2 separate regions of the Mus musculus genome follow, and region 1 is linked to region 2. A link is a loop called in an ENCODE intact Hi-C map of the cell type or tissue named here. Cell type or tissue: left cerebral cortex. All regions are shown on one strand.

The links. A loop is a pair of places that touch in the nucleus more often than their neighbours do. Peaks named below come from ENCODE experiments on the same cell type or tissue, not always from the same donor. Only the 100,000 strongest peaks of a DNase experiment are listed, where the experiment ranks them.
Region 1: it touches region 2 in a loop (2.1-fold over the local background); 11 of 42 quality-filtered maps call a loop at or near these places.

The regions. Positions count from the first base shown.
Region 1 is chr2:178,866,398-178,874,397 of GRCm38, reverse strand. No RefSeq gene overlaps it. Among named protein-coding and RNA genes, the nearest start is that of Gm35888, 20 kb to the right of the region's middle. In left cerebral cortex, no CTCF peak of the experiment used is centred here; a DNase peak (open chromatin) is centred at 3,637.
Region 2 is chr2:178,757,566-178,765,565 of GRCm38, reverse strand. No RefSeq gene overlaps it. Among named protein-coding and RNA genes, the nearest start is that of Gm35815, 81 kb to the right of the region's middle. In left cerebral cortex, a CTCF peak has its summit at 7,010 (motif pointing left); DNase peaks (open chromatin) are centred at 3,515 and 7,007.

The DNA of each region.
Region 1 (8,000 bases), 110 kb before region 2:
AGGAGACAGATGACTTGCAACATTGTAGCCAAATGGGAAAATTGGTGTGTGGAAGAGTCCATCAGGTTGGTAAGAGTCACTCCAAAGAAAGTGACCTATAAAGAAAGATCTCCGAGTCACCAGAGGCTGGAGGAAAGAGGGATGGTGACATAGCTGGAAGCGGTGAGCACAAAGAATGGATGACAGCCAGCTGGGGTGTGGATGGAGAGAGTCGGTGGGGAGACAGAATTCAGAAGACTGGCAGGCTATGGGCCAAGCATGGTGAAGACCCAGGACTCACATCAGAAGGAAGTTGGCAGTCACTTGGAATGATCATATTGATGTAAAGTAAACTTAAGCTTGTCCCCTTGGCTATCCTGGACCTTTGGCCTTCTCCTAGCCCAAAGTACCAAAAGTCAAAGCTATGATTTCTGTTCATGGGATCCCTGCCTTCTGCCCATGGGACCTCTGTCTTCTGCCCATGAAATACCTGCCTTCTGCTCAGGATCCAGAGGGAGACTTAACTGGAGAACACAAGTGCAGAATCCAACAAGAGTGTGGCTCTGCCTCTTCACTCAGCCTGGCACCTATCTCTCCACCCAAGGGCTTCTTTGAGCCTTCATAGAGCTAAGAGCTGTGTGTGCATAGGGGCTCCATCCTCTCTCCAGCCTGGGGAAGACCCTTGACCTTGTAGCCCCATGCTTGCCCCTCAGACTCTCTCACAGCTCCTGCAGACTCTCCCACACTCTCCAGCCTTTCTCCAGAGCACTTCTCATGTCTGGCATTTCCTGCTTGACCCTAAGTTAAGTGAGATAAATGTTAGACTGGTCCCCTAGGATCTTAGAGAATTTACCTTGTCAGAGACGGCCCGTGACACTATAGGGTTTCTTGGTGATCATATTAAGTCTGAGTAATTCTCTTCTTTGATGCCCAGTCCTTTGTCTAAAGAGGAGTTTTGTGGTATGTAGAAAAGGCAGATGGAGCCATCTTCAGAGGGCATGACAAGAAGGAGTGTGGGAGTTAGTCACTCTCTTTTCTAAATGACATCTCTCTGTTCTTTTGTGAGTTGAAATCTACTCTTTTTCTGAAAACACAGTGGGGGCAGAGTCCCAGAACCCACTTAGCCATGAACATCTGGGTGCTGGGTGCCAACCCATTGGCCTGATATCAAAAGTCACTGTCTTCCACAATGAGTATCTGAGACCGAGCTAGAAGCTGCCTAAGATCCACAAGTTTCGCGTGTTAGCTTTTAACTTTCACATAAAACAGAATAAAAAATTACCAAATTTCAAAAAAAAAAGAGCTGGCTACTGCTCATAAGAGATTCCTGTGCATGCTCCTGACATGGATCTGAGTAGGGAGGCACCAACCTACTCATTCCTCTGGGAAGGAAATGGTTTTAATTTAGGTTGCAGGCATATAACATATTTTTACATTTGTATATACATATATATATATATGATATAGTAAATAATATACAATATATAATATACATTACTGTCTATTCATACACACACACACACATATATCATACATGTACACATTTTCAGCTACATGCCCTCTAATATACCCTTACACTCACAAATGCACTTCCTCTGTCCTACCAACTTCTGTCAGGACCTTCTGCTTGGATGGCTGCTCTTAGATGTTGCCAATAAACCAACGTGTGGAAGGAGAGATGGAGACGCAATGCTTAGGGTCATCCCGAGGCCACATCATCTCCTGTACCTGATTCTGAGCATTCCTTTAGTGTGGCTTCCATTGCCATCTGAAAGCCATCTATTAGAGTTTCATTATTTTCTGAGGGTGGCACTTTCGAGCCCCTTCCCATGTCTTCTCTGTCACTTCTCTTTAATTTCTGATACAGGGTCTCTCCCTGAGCCTCCAACCAGTGAAGAGCTGCCTGTCTTTGCCTGGAAGCCCTGTGGGGGCATAGACACAACTACCAGACTGGCACTGGAATCAAACTCAGGTCATCATGTGCCACAGGCACTGTACTTGTGGAGGAGCTATCTCCTCTCTTTTCTTTAGAAACATCAGTTTTCCTATTCTACACCTCTGAGCTGCATTACAGAAGTCAGCACATCCAACTGGCAATTATACAGAAGGAACCGGGTGGCAACTGCTATGGTCACAAGCTTTGTAACTTTGGGAGGCAAAGAGTGGGGATGGATACCTAAGATTTTGTGCTGTGGAACAGATAAGGTGAAGAATCACTGGGAAGTCAACCTCTATGTCCAGGAAGGTCAGAGGAAGACAGGAGGGAGACTGGCAGGAGAGGAGCCAACAGGAGGCAGCAGTGCTCTGGGTTATTTAGTAAAGCCTCAATGTACAGTGATTTCTGGGGTCACAGCAGGACCCTCACCTGGGATTATTTTATCTAGCACATCTTGTCAATCCCTGGCTGCCAACGCTGGAGCACACCAGAGGAGGGAGGTGTCTGTGAGTGGAATTTGGGAATATGCTTAGTATTATTCTCTTTAGAATGAGCTGACACTGTTCATGTCAATCCAGGAGAAATAAGGCAGCAGAAAGTTAAGGGATGACTCTGGATGTTAAGGCCCAGATGGCTACATATCTGTCAACCATTATCATACAATAAATGGGGAGAGCATGATGGTTTAGTGGGTTAAGGCTCTTCAAATTTGGCCCCCGGAATCTTACCCTTTCAGACACACATGGTGGAAGTAGGAGAGGATCAACTCTCCCAAGTTGTCTGACCTCCACAAGAACATCACAGCATGCACAACTCCACGCAGATAATGAAGAATTAACACACATATGAATAAAGTACATGTGTACATATGTGTATTCTTTTGACGTATAAACAGAGGAAGCACACTTTGTAACTCAGAGCCACTGATAGGGTATGTCTGCCCACAGGCATTTGGGTTTTGAGAAAGGGAGAGAGGCATGCAGTGCTCTAGACAGAACTGACAACTTAATAATTTATCCTTTCTTTTCTCCCATTCAACCAGCTGTCCTGCCCACCCACTGCCTAAGTCCAACATGGCACAGAAGTCAAGGATGCCAAGTGGATTCATAAGACCACAGAAGTCAGATCCTGCAAACCCTGCAGGGGATGGGAGAAGGGTGGATCAGGGGTTTTAGTACAAGGCTCAAGGATAGTAAAGTAAGAATGTTCCTGGAGCAGAAAAGAGCAATAGAAAAGGATGAAGCTGGTTGGCTACATGGGAACTTGGCTGGATAGAGCAGGGTAGGAGCTTGGAACAAACTGGAACAGATAGAGAGACTGAGGCAAAGGCAGCAAGAAAAGCTAGAATGGAGGGAGAGTAACCAAAATTGAGCTAGGAAGATGTGAGCCAAGGACACGCACAAAGGCCTCTATGGGGTCCAGGGTGAGATGACAGACCATGGTGAGATGGCAGACCAGGGTGAGATGGCAGACCAGGGAGAGATGGCAGACCAGGGAGAGATGGCAGACCCTACTCTACAAAGCCCTGGGTTTGTTGAACTCCCTAGAGTTTGGCAACAACTGAACAAGGCAATAGTCTCAAGTGCCTACAATGTGCCAGTTAGGATGAGAGTGTAGAAGAAACTGACCTTTCCCAAAGAGGGAATTCACACCATGTGCTCCACCCACTCTTACATCACCCACCCCAACCTGGGCTCACATCATTGGCACCAATCCATGCTCAGACTGTCTGCATCACACAAGCAGAGTCCGTCTGCTCCAGGAGACACGCCCGCCGGTATGTCCTCATAACACAAATGACTCAACTCTCTCTCTACCCACGTCCAGAACCTAGGTTAACCTACACCAGCCCCTCTCTCTCCCTTCCCACCTCTAGATACCACCATATATCCCATATCCCTAAGCTTAGCATTTTCCACACCTGTAGGGTGCACCATCAGCATTGCTTATCAGGATCACAGCATTTGATGCTTTTTCTTCTAGAATGGATACAGCTCCACCCAAGATACAACAAAAGGACTTGAACATCTAATAAGAAATTTTCCATCAGCCATACCGACGCTCTGTCATACCGGCGGGTGTGTCTCTTGGTTTCCTGGATCATTTTGGCCTGTGAGCATGTCTGTAGAGGAACTGCCTTGATTACTGGATGAAATGGGAGAACCACCGCTTAAATATGGGGGACCCACTCTTTATCTGGGCAGAACACTATCATGTTTCAGCCATTGACCTGGATAAGAGTGAATGAAGATGGCCGAGCATAAGCCAAGAGCAGCAGCATGAAGGTCCTTGTTCCTCTTTGTTCTTCACTGAAGGTCATGTGTCTAGCTACTGCCAAGAGTCCTGTCCCGACTTCCCCAAATGATGGGCTGTAGTGGAATTATAAGAAAATGAGCCTTTCTCCTCTCAGTACCCTTTTGAAAGGGTGCTTCATTATAGCAAGAAATGAACGTAGGAAAATGGGTTTGTGTCAGATGTTTGTTGGTTAGAGAAGGGATGTTCTTTAATAGTCAACTTGACACAGTCTAGATTCGCCAGGGAAAACAGAACCTCAGTTGAATGATTTTCTTGATCAAGTTAATCTGTGTCTGATCGAGACTATCTTGACTGATGACTGATGTGAAAGAGTCTAGCCCACTTCGTGAAGCCTAACCACTGCATGGAGCCAGCCCACTGCATGGAGCTAGCCCACTACATGGAAGCAGCCCACTGTATGGAGCCAGTCCACTGAATGGAGCTTGCCCACTGCATGAAGCCTTCCCACTGCATGCAGACAGCCCAAGGCATGGAGCCTGCTTACCACATGGAGCCTGCCCACTGCATGTAGTTTGCCCATTGCATGGAGCCAGACCACTGCATGGAGCCTGCCTACTGCATGAAGTTTGCCCATTGCATGGAGCCAGACCACTGCATGGAGCCTGCCTACTGCATGGAGTTTGCACATTGCATGGAACCAGCCCACTGCATGGAGACAGTCTACTGCATGAAGCCTAACCACTGCATGGAGACAGCCCAGTGCATGGAGCCAGCCCACTGCATGGAGCTTGCCCACTGCATAAAGCCTTTCCACTGCATGAAGACAGCCCAGTGCATGGAGCCTGCCCACTGCATGGAGTTTGCCCACCGCATGGAGCCTGCCCACTGCATAAAGCCAGCCCTAGGCAGGTGGCCTCAAGCTGTATGAGAACGGCAGATGGTCAGGCCAGAGGAAACAAGCCAGTTAGCAGAGTTCCTTCCCTGTTTCTGCTTCAGTTCCTGTTGAGTTCTTATCCCCACTTCTCTCAGTGATGGGCGGTGACCTGGTGACCTGGGGGTAGAAGCCAAATGAGCCCTCTCCTCCCATGTTGGTCTTGATCTGTGTTTTACCACAGCCATAGAGATGCAAACTAGGATACCTAGTCACTCTCCAAACTCATGCGCAGTCTGTTCGGATGTTTGATTTTTCATGAGTTAAGTTTTCCATTTCTAAAAATATGTCCATTCCATCCAGGCAATCAACTTGTAAAGGAAAGATAATTGCATTTTCTTGTATTTTTTTATTTATGAAACTTGATCTTAATTTCATTATTTTCTTTTATGATTTAATTGTGATTTTTGGGTCCTTTTAAAAAAATCTAAAGCACTGATTTTTTTAAAAACTTTATCAGTCTTTTTAAAGAACTGACTTTTGATTTTATTGATTTATTTTCTTATTTTGATTGCACTGAGAACTCAAGCACACTGCTAGTTACTGTCTAAAGCCTGTCCCCACTGTAACTGCAATCGCCACCCTCCCTCCACTCAGTTTGGACTGTTTGTCCTTCATTTTCTAGTTCTTTAAACTGTGAAGCTACATCGTGAACCCTTCAGTAAGGACGCTCAGCCGCAGCTATCAGGTCTTGTCACACCTCGGCCCTGGCCTTGTATGGTGGCTCTGCTGTTTTCAATTTTCTTCTTCTCTAAGAAGATTCCCAATCCTCTCCCAAGTTCTTTGGTTCAGTGACCGTTGAACAGCATGTTGCTTAATCGTTACATGTTGGTGGACTTCTCAATTTTACTTCTGTAATCTAATTTTAACCTCGCCCCATTCTAGCCAGGAAAGATACTGGGTATGACATCTACCAGCCTAACCTGAGCCTCTAGGAGCTGGGGACAGATGGTCTCTATGGACTGAATGCTTGCTCTTATCCACTGCAACTTAACACTTAAGGCTTCTCCTGAGAATCCTATGCCTTTGGTAGATTCTAGAGTTTCAAAATAGACGGATTTTGCAGGTACAGGGTTCTCTGGGTGTGAAGAGAGATGCTTGGTGTCTCTTTGCCCTCTCTTCAGAATCCAACTCTGTAGTTAAGCACTTTATTCAATCCATCACATCCCAAATATTACCATTCAAGCATGCAGTTGGTATAAAATTACTGAGAGGCTGGAGAGACCACTCTACAGTGACAAGGGCTTATTGCTCTCACAGAGGCCATGAATTCAGGGACCAGCACCTACATTAGGCAGCTCATAACTAACTGTAACTCCAGATCTGGGAGATCCGATGTCCCCCTGACACATACATACACATGCACACATCATGCACACACAGATACTCACATGTGCACTCATGCACACACACACACACACACACACACACACACACACACACACTTTAAAATATAGAAAAATACCCTGGAGAGATGGCTTCATAATTAAGGGACTTGAATTTGGCTCCCAGCACCTAGTTGGGCTCCTCATAACCACTTATAACCCCAGTTTTAAGGGTTCTGATTTCTTATTCTGGCCTCTGCAGGCATCTGCATGTATTTAGAACACACAGAGAGAAACATATAAATATTATTTTAAAAAACATTTTAAAGAGCATTAATGAGATATTTTTGCATTCTTTATTTTTGTTCTGTTTTTAGCATCCCACGGGCATTTTATACTAAGCACTACTTCTCAGTTCAGAATAGCTCGGTTCACATTTCAAGAGCCCACAGTGGCCTTACATGCCTTATGGCTCCTATGCTGGATGCCATTTGGGAAAATAAAGTAGAAGGAAAGGTTTTAGGGTCAAGGTTTCGGAACTGCCTTTGGGGACTGCAAGTCTGCACTCCGAAGTTCACAGACAGAGGGAAATGTAAAAAATGGAGTTGGATGTAGAACTTCAAGGATCTGAGCAGACACAGGGAAAGAGACAGTCTTGGGAGCTGTTCCTATGGCTGGTGCTGAAGCCAGGAGAGACTGGCCAAGTCAGCAAGGAGGAGTCAGGCTAGGAGTCAGGGACACCCAACATCAAGAGCAGATTTCCACTGCATTGTTGGACCACGCCACCCCCTAAAGGATGTTCAGCCCCATCCATGTCTTCCTCCCTCATCTTACCTGCCTTCCCCACTCCTAGATGTAACAATCCAGACAAACTATACTTCAGACATTGTCACATGTGCCCCCAGAGCTAGCATGACCCTGATTTGGTTAATTATGCTGTATAGCTGAAAAGAAGAAAGTAAAGCAGGCTGAAAAGGGAACTCCAGGAAGGCGGGATGAAGAAAATCACCCCAAGGGGACAGGGGCTGGTTGGACAGTGTGTGCAGGGGACACGTGATGATGACCGGGGAAACTGGCTGCTGTGGGAGTCAGAGAAATAAGCGTGGTGAATATAAAGGCTGTGCTTATTTAATGCAGTCCAGAATGGTGGTGTGCTAGATGATTTTCTCCTGCTGGGATAAAACACCCTGGCAAATAGCAACACAGGAAAGAAGGGGTGTGTTGGGCACTCATTCTAGAGAGCCTTCATGGTGGATCAAGCACTGGGTAGGGACGGGGCAGGGGCACAAGGCTGGCCAGGAAGTCGAGAAGCTGGCTGATTGAATTTCAGTCACACACAGGAATGGAAGCAGAGGAAGCAGGGGTGGGGACTTGGGCAGATAGGGAGAAGGAGGAAGAGAGAGAGAAAGAAAGAAGATAAGGGAACATGGGAGAACTTAAGATGGGACTAGGCTGTTAAACAGTCAAAGCCTACCCCCAAAAAATGGCTTCCTTCAACAAAACCTTGGCCTCCCAAGCAGGTGCTACCAGCAGGGTCAGAGTGCTCGAAGGCATGAATGAGCCTGTGGGGGGT
Region 2 (8,000 bases):
TAACTTATTTTTTTATTTTATAGGTACTCCCAGTTAAGAGTCTTTAAACATTTAAAGAGACTGTGGATATTTAGAGAGATTTTAAATATTTTAAAGAGACTTTGGACTCTTAGGTATTTGGATTTTTAAAGACTTTTAAAAGTAGGAATGCTCTATCCTGTGACTCTGATATTGATGTGAGACCTTGGAGTGGAAGAAGAAAAGAAAGTTTTCTGTTAAACACTGGTGTGTGTGTGCATCAAGTTGACAAGGGGTTACTTGTGCTGACTAGGTTTTTGTTCTTTTTTGTTTTTGTTTTTCTGAACTGACACAAGCTAGAGCCATGTGGGAAGCAGAAACATAAACTGAGAAAATGTGCACACCAGGTTGGCTTTCGGGCAAGCCCATGGGACACGTTCTTAATTATCAGTCAGTGTGGTGGGCACAGCCTGTCTTGTGTCAGCTGGTTGTTGCTGTCAACTCAACACAAGCTAGAGTCTCTGGAATCAGAAACTGCCTCTGTTAAATTGGCTGTGGGGTTGGTTGGGGGGCATTTTCTTGACTAATGATTGATGTGAGATGCTCCAGCCCACAGTGGGCATTGCTGCCCATAGTCAGGTAGTCCTGGGTTCTACAAGAAAGCAACTGAGCAAGCCAGTAAGCAACACCCCTTCCATAGCCTCTGCTTTGGTTCCTGCCTCCAGACCAGACTTCCTTCATGATACACTGTGACGAGGCCACATAGGCAAAATAAACCCTTTCCTTCCCAAGTTACTTTCTGACATGGTATTTCACCAGAGAGATAGAAACCCTAATGAAGACACTCAATCTCAGAAATTTTGCTTCTTTTATTATCATGCCCACACTGCTAAGTTTAACACCTCCATTGGGCCAGGCTTAATGGACTCCTTGGAATAATCCATTAAAGACTCAGCACTGCTCTGTGCACTCCGTGAGAGTCTTCCCCCTCTAAAGTACACAATCGAAGAGCAGCGTGCTCCTACGGGAGGAGTTATCCATGGTTGGTGTCTCATGGAGGTCCAGATGTCTAAGGCGCTGCCTATCCAAGGATCGCCTGGAGACATGTAGGGGCTTTTTTGCTCATTAAAGAGTCGACGATGTGGCCCTTCAAATGATGGTCTCCCCTGCACCGATGGGTTGGGAATTAATAAAATGGTTGCATTATTTAACAGACACAGAAACCCGCTCAGCCAAGATTAATGCAGTCACTTAGAGAGTTAGAAGTGACAAGAGTTGGGAGGACCCTTCCCTGCCAGCAAGACACACTTAGCTTTGCTAAAAATTGGAACAGGGGAACAAACTGGGGCTGAGTCTTTACACACCCCTGTGTGTTCTGTCTCCACAGGAGCAGGGGCGCACACCAGTTCTACTTTTAAACACTGCAAGAAATGCACCAGTAAACGTCAGTAAAAGAAGCTATCAGTCTGAGAGGCAGGGTGTGGGAATCGGAGGGATTGGAGGAAGGAAAGGGAAGTATGAAATGACGTAATTATATTTTAATTTAAAAATAATTTTAAAATAGAAAGAATTCAGTAAAATAGTCCTGGGAGGGGCTGAAGAGGTGGCTCAGTGGCTATTGGCATATTCTGCTCTTGCAAAGGACCTGGGTTCAGTTCCCAGCACCTTTGTCTAGCCACCAGTAAGTCTGGCTCCAGGGGATACGATGCCCCATTCTGGCCTCTGGAAATACTTACACACCTGTGGCATACATTCATACAAATGCATACATGAGCAAAACTAAAAAGAAAAACAAAACTTTAAAAAATAGAGGCCAGCAAGATGGTTTAGCAGATTAGGACACTTGCCGCCAAGCCTGAGAACCTCAGTCTGTTGCTCAGGACCCACGTGGTGATAGGAGGAAACGGGCTCGCTACACTGTCCTCATATGCATGGCATGACATGTACACACACACACACACACGTGCACAGACACACACGTGCTCATACACACAGACATACATATGGATACACACACAGACATAGACACACAGACATACACATTGATACAGAGACACAGACAAAGACACAGACACATGTGTACAAACACACACACACACACACACACGTGCACAGACACACACGTGCTCATACACACAGACATACATATGGATACACACACAGACACACACAGACATAGACACACAGATACACACATCGATACAGAGACACAGACAAAGACACAGACACATGTGTACAAACACACACACACACACACGTGCACAGCCACACACGTGCTCATACACACAGACATACATATGGATACACACACAGACATAGACACACAGACACACACATTGATACAGAGACACAGACAAAGACACAGACACATGTGTACAAACACACACACACACACGTGCACAGACACACACGTGCTCATACACACAGACATACATATGGATACACACACAGACATAGACACACAGACATAGACACACAGACACACACATCGATACAGAGACACAGACAAAGACACAGACACATGTGTACAAACACACACACACACACACACACACACGTGCACAGCCACACACGTGCTCATACACACAGACATACATATGGATACACACACAGACATAGACACACAGACACACACATTGATACAGAGACACAGACAAAGACACAGACACATGTACACACACACACACACAGGTGCATGTGCACTAAATACACAAATAACTGTAAAACAATCCGTGAAAGAAATGTAAAATGAAAGAAATCCACGTCAAATATACCTCTTCATTCCTTACGGAAGTTTATTTTAATTCATCCAAGCATGCAATTCTCCTCCCAGGTGGAATGTTGCAAAATTCCTAAGGGAAAAGAACTTGGCAGAAGACATAAAGGGGAAAAGCAGTGAAGTTCAAAGCTCGTCAAGTTAAGCCAATGCAAAGGTACAGCCCATGTGTCAGGAGCCCCAGGTGCCCATCAGAGTCCATCAGCAACAAGCTGACAACAGAGACATCCGTTAATACTCACACCAGCAGGCTCTGTGCCACCCAGGACAGGGTCTCCTAGCAGGGTGAGCTGTAGCACCTGTCCTCATATGCTCCGAGATCATAAACAGCACCATGGCTGCACAGCACCCCTTTCTCTCCTGCTTAAGACCCGCAAGAGGTCATTACGATAAAATGCATCGCACTGTGAACTTGCTCCAGCTCTTCCTACCCTCTCCCCTTTTCTCACTCCCTCCATCTCTCTCTGACTCCAGACACCAGTGACTTTCACCTCAGTGCCTTTCTCTTCTTTCTCTCCCGCTGCTGTCTCTTCTGAAGGCTCCGTTCCCCTCATTGCTGTGGGGCTGGCCTGCTCTCAGCCATTGTCACCTGCTTTTTCTTCTATATATTACTTTCCACAGTCTGAATGGATGGCTGGATCTTTTTGGTGGCTAGGAGCAATTCCTGCTAGTGTAAGCTCCCTGAAGGTTGGGTTTCTGCTTGCTGATCTGATGTAGTTTCCAGCTTTATCCCTTTGCTGGGGTGAGTCTGTGCTTTTGTATCATGAAGGGAAGGAAAGACTTAAATAGCCATGTGGCTATGATAAGGTACAGATGAAATGACTCAGATGCTCTGAAGACAAAACAGCACAGTTGGAAGCAAGCAATAGAGAGACAGAGGTCCTGCTGTCCAAGGAAATCCCATTTGCATCAGATCTTAAATAACAGCAAGAATGACCCACAGCCTAGGTCCAGCTCTGAGAAGGGTTGTGGAGAAGATGGAATAACAAATCCAAGGGTGGTACTTGCAGCTTCAGCATCAGAGGAGAGAGATGTCCCCTACCAATGGGCTCTACCTACCGTTCACCTCCACACCTCCCTGCCCTCTACTCTGTCCGTCCTCCCTTCTAAGGAGGTAAGGCCCTCATAGCCTCAGGCCGAACAAGGTTCCATTCATGCATATAATGCCCAGTCTACTCTGGCCTCCCACTCCCAGTCTGGTGTTCCTCTACCCTTGCTGTAACTGCCTCCTCCTAGGCACCCAAAGTCCCATCAGCTCCTGTCTCCATCACTACAATGGCAGGGTGAGTTACACACAGAGACAATCCCATGCTCCCTGCTGTGTCTACTTATCTTGCTGAAAAAAAAAAATCTTGCTTTCTGGGATACATTGACTTTCAGCATCCATGTTACTGCCAATGAGCCTCTGAATCCAGTGTGTCAGCTTTACGTTGGATGGTCATTGAAGCCATTGGTGTATATTTTCTTTGTAAAGCATTAGGTTACTACAACTCTCCCTTCACTGTCCTTAGTATCTTTGCATCGCCAATGCCCTGGTAAAGCTGTCAGTGGAGCTGACCAACCCTGAGCTTTTCTTTCAAGTAAAAAACTTCAATCTCCTGGTTCAAACCCGTTGTCTGCTACAGATGATTGCAACTATTCAGCTCCATGTTAATCCCATTTGTGCCCATTGTTCTTACCCTGCTATAATTCACTCAATGTGGCAAAATTCACTGGAAGCAAACATCAGATATTTAGTGCATTCACAGATATGTGTAGCCATTGTCACAGTAAATTATTGGAACTTTTTAATCCCCCAAGAAGAAATCCCAGAGCCTTTGCTTTTGCTCCCAAACCAGTGCCAAGAACCACTTCTTTGGTCGCGACTCCTTTAGAGTCTACAGAATGAGGTCTCTTGTGATCGGCTTCTTCAGCTCTGCATGTTTCCAAGCTCCGTCCATGTGTAAGAGTGAGTCAATATGCTAAACTTTCTTGGTTCTGAAAACATCCTACAGTATGGAGACATCATGTTGTCTTTATCCACGTGTCTAGTGACAGACACTTGGGTGTTTTCCACCCCTCCCCTCTCATGAATAACACTGTGCTAAGTCCCATGGGTTTTTGTGATGTGTTTTCACCTCTGTTGGAAGACAGCTAGAATGGAATTGCTGTGTGTCTCCCTGATTGTCACACACACACACACACACACACACACACACACACACACACACACTGCGGGCTGTTTGTAAGTAGCTGCATCTGTGTACCTGCAACTCATGGTGGTTCCCAAATCTTCAGACTGTGGGCAACACTTGCTAGAGCCACGATTTCTGATTGTAGTCACACCAGAGGAGGTGAAGTAGGATCTCATTGTGTTTCAATTAGCACTTCCTTGATTGCCAATGATGTCAATGGCCCTACAGACCCTTAGTGGATATTTCTCTATCCCCTTTGCATTTAGATGTGGTGCTTATTTTTAAACTGGGTTGGCTCTTAGGCATGTGTGTTCACTCTGGATTTAAATCCTTTATCTGATATATTCTTTGCAAATATTTTCTCCCATTTTGCTTGCTCTTTTCTCTTCTCTTCTCTTCTCTTCTCTTCTCTTCTCTTCTCTTCTCTTCTTCCTTCCTTTCTCTCTCTCTCTCTTTCTCTTTCTTTCTTTCCATTTTTTCTTTCAAAGTCCCAAAGATTAAACTTTGTTGAAACAATAGCCATTTTAAAAATAGTTTGTACTGCTGCTGTCATGACCAAGTATCCTTTGCTGCATCCAAGGCTATGAAATTTTTTCCTCTGTATTTTATTTGATTTCTACAGTATGGTTGTGGTCCAGTATGAGTTCCGTTTTTGTGTAGTGAGAAGATGTGCTCCACCCTTCAGCTTTGGGCTATCCAGTTGTGCCAGCATCATGGACCAACAAGACCTCTCTCTAGGGTCCTGAATATCTGCATCATGGATCAACAAGACTCTTTCTAGGGTCCTGAGTGCCAACATCATGGACCAACAAGACCTCTCTCTAGGACCCTGAGTGCCACCATCATGGACCAGCAAGACTCTCTCTAGGGTCCTGAGTGGCATTTTCATTGTTGCTGAGGCTCAGCTGATCACAGCTGCTCTCTGCACATAGCCCTTCCCATGTAACAACAAATCTGTCAAATGCCACAGGAATTGTGATTCCTGTTTCACTGTAGTGACATTTGAATTCAGAACATGGGAGTACTCTTATTTAGTTCCTTTTGAGATTCTTTTAGCCACTCAGGGGACCAGATACAATTCCATGAGATGCTCTCTCAAGCTGGTCTTATACTCGCCAACCCTTGTGGTACCCTTATGAAGCTGAGGACCAAGCAGTCAAACAGATGAGCCTGTGGTGTCCATTCCTATTCAAACCACCATACTTGGTTCCGAGGTGGCAGAACTATTTCGGAAGGATTAGGAGGTGTGACCTTGTTGGACGAGGTGTATCACTTGAGGCTGACTTTGTGGTTTCCACAGAGTTTCTGAGTTCCCAGTGTGCCATCTATGCCTCCTGCTGTGGATCTAGATGTGAGGTCTCCATTGTTTCTACCACCAGACCTTCATTCCACCTTCGTGAACTCTAACCATCTAAAATCATAAGCCCTTAAACACTTCTTTTATAAGTTGCCTTGGTCAGGTATTTTATCCAAGCCACAGACCCCCTAACTAAGATGGTAGTGCCCAAGGTTTTTATTTCTGTCAGAAATAGATGACAGATCCTGTCAGCCCATGTCCTTACTGACATCTGCTATCGTCATTATTTTGGATTTCAGCCAGTCTAGTCGGTGGGTAGCGTCTCCTCACAGCTGTTGTCATCTCGAGTTTCTTTCCCCTTCTCCCTAGTCCTGGGGATGGAACCAAGAGCCCCCAGTCATGCAGGCACTCACTAACCCTGAGCTACAGCCTGGCTCTCTTTCAGCTTTTTAGTTTGAGAAGGTCTCAGTAAGTTGCCCAGGTTGGCCTTGAACTAGCTCTTTAGCTCCACATCTGTGTCATGTTGTGGTTCTCTGCAGGCTTGTCTGTCACCTGCATGTCTCTTTCAGCAAAGCATTTGTCTAGATCTTTTTTTGAAGTTATGTACCACCTTAAAGGACTATGATGTTGAAAGATCCACTAGTAATTGTGTGAAACTAACACTCAGAGTGCAGTTTTTCCTGCTGGGTGAGCTGTGCCACAAGTCTTACACAGCCTACAAGTGGGGTTTTCCAGGGAGCCACACCATGATGGGAAGTTGTTCTTTGAGGAGGCTTGGAGGGGCACTAGCTCCAACCTGCTCCCTCTAGTGGCCATCTGCCCACACTACACCGGTTAGTGTAAGTTTCTCAGCCTGGGACAGAGTGAAAAGCTAACACATCTCTCTGGTCTTACCATAATTCTGATATTATTCTGAAAACAAACCCTCCATTCGTGACTGCTACTTCCTAACAAACTTACTATGGCCACTTATATCACATTTTATATAAATATTTATGCTTTATAATATTTATATATTTTGTCATAGTTATATTTATACTTACATACTTTTTTAATTTGAGGATTCTATACACGTGCTCACTGTAGCTAACTTTCAACAGCACAACACCTGCCTGCACAGGACCTGTGAAGTCATATCAGCTGCATCTCAACATGGATGGAGGAAAATGTCACCAAGCCCCATCCCAAATGTGACAAGCTGCAGTCTACCCATGGCTGCTGATGGAGGAAGAACAAATAAATGAATGACTGTTCTTGTGAGTCTTGCTTTTAGATTAGAGATGGTTTTCCAAAGTCTGGAATTCTCTCTCTCTCTCTCTCTCTCTCTCTCTCTCTCTCGTGTGTGTATGTGTGTGTGTGTGTGTGTGTGTGTGTGTGTGTGTGTGTGCGTGCATTTTACAGTCATTTGTGGACTGTTAAACAGCAGTTATTCAGAGTCTAAAATCCTGATTTTGATCTTCCGAAGCAGAACACCACACCTCCTTCATTCTGTTCCCTTCCTTCACTTCTGTTCCCGGGCTCCTTGTCTGGACATTGTCGTCTCTCTGCATCCCTCCTGACTAGAGAGCATCCTCTAGGTCCTGACAGGACCCCTTCATGTCCATCTCCTTTCAAACTCGTCTTCTCCTCTCTTGCCATGGTTGCCAATGGTCTCAGGATGTCTATTTCTGTGACAGAGCAGCATCACTAAAAGGCCTATGTGACTTACTCATCACTATTACAGTCCATCGCTGAGGGAACTCAGGGCAGGAACCTGGAGGCAGGGAGTGGAGCAGAGGCCATGGAGGGGTGCTGC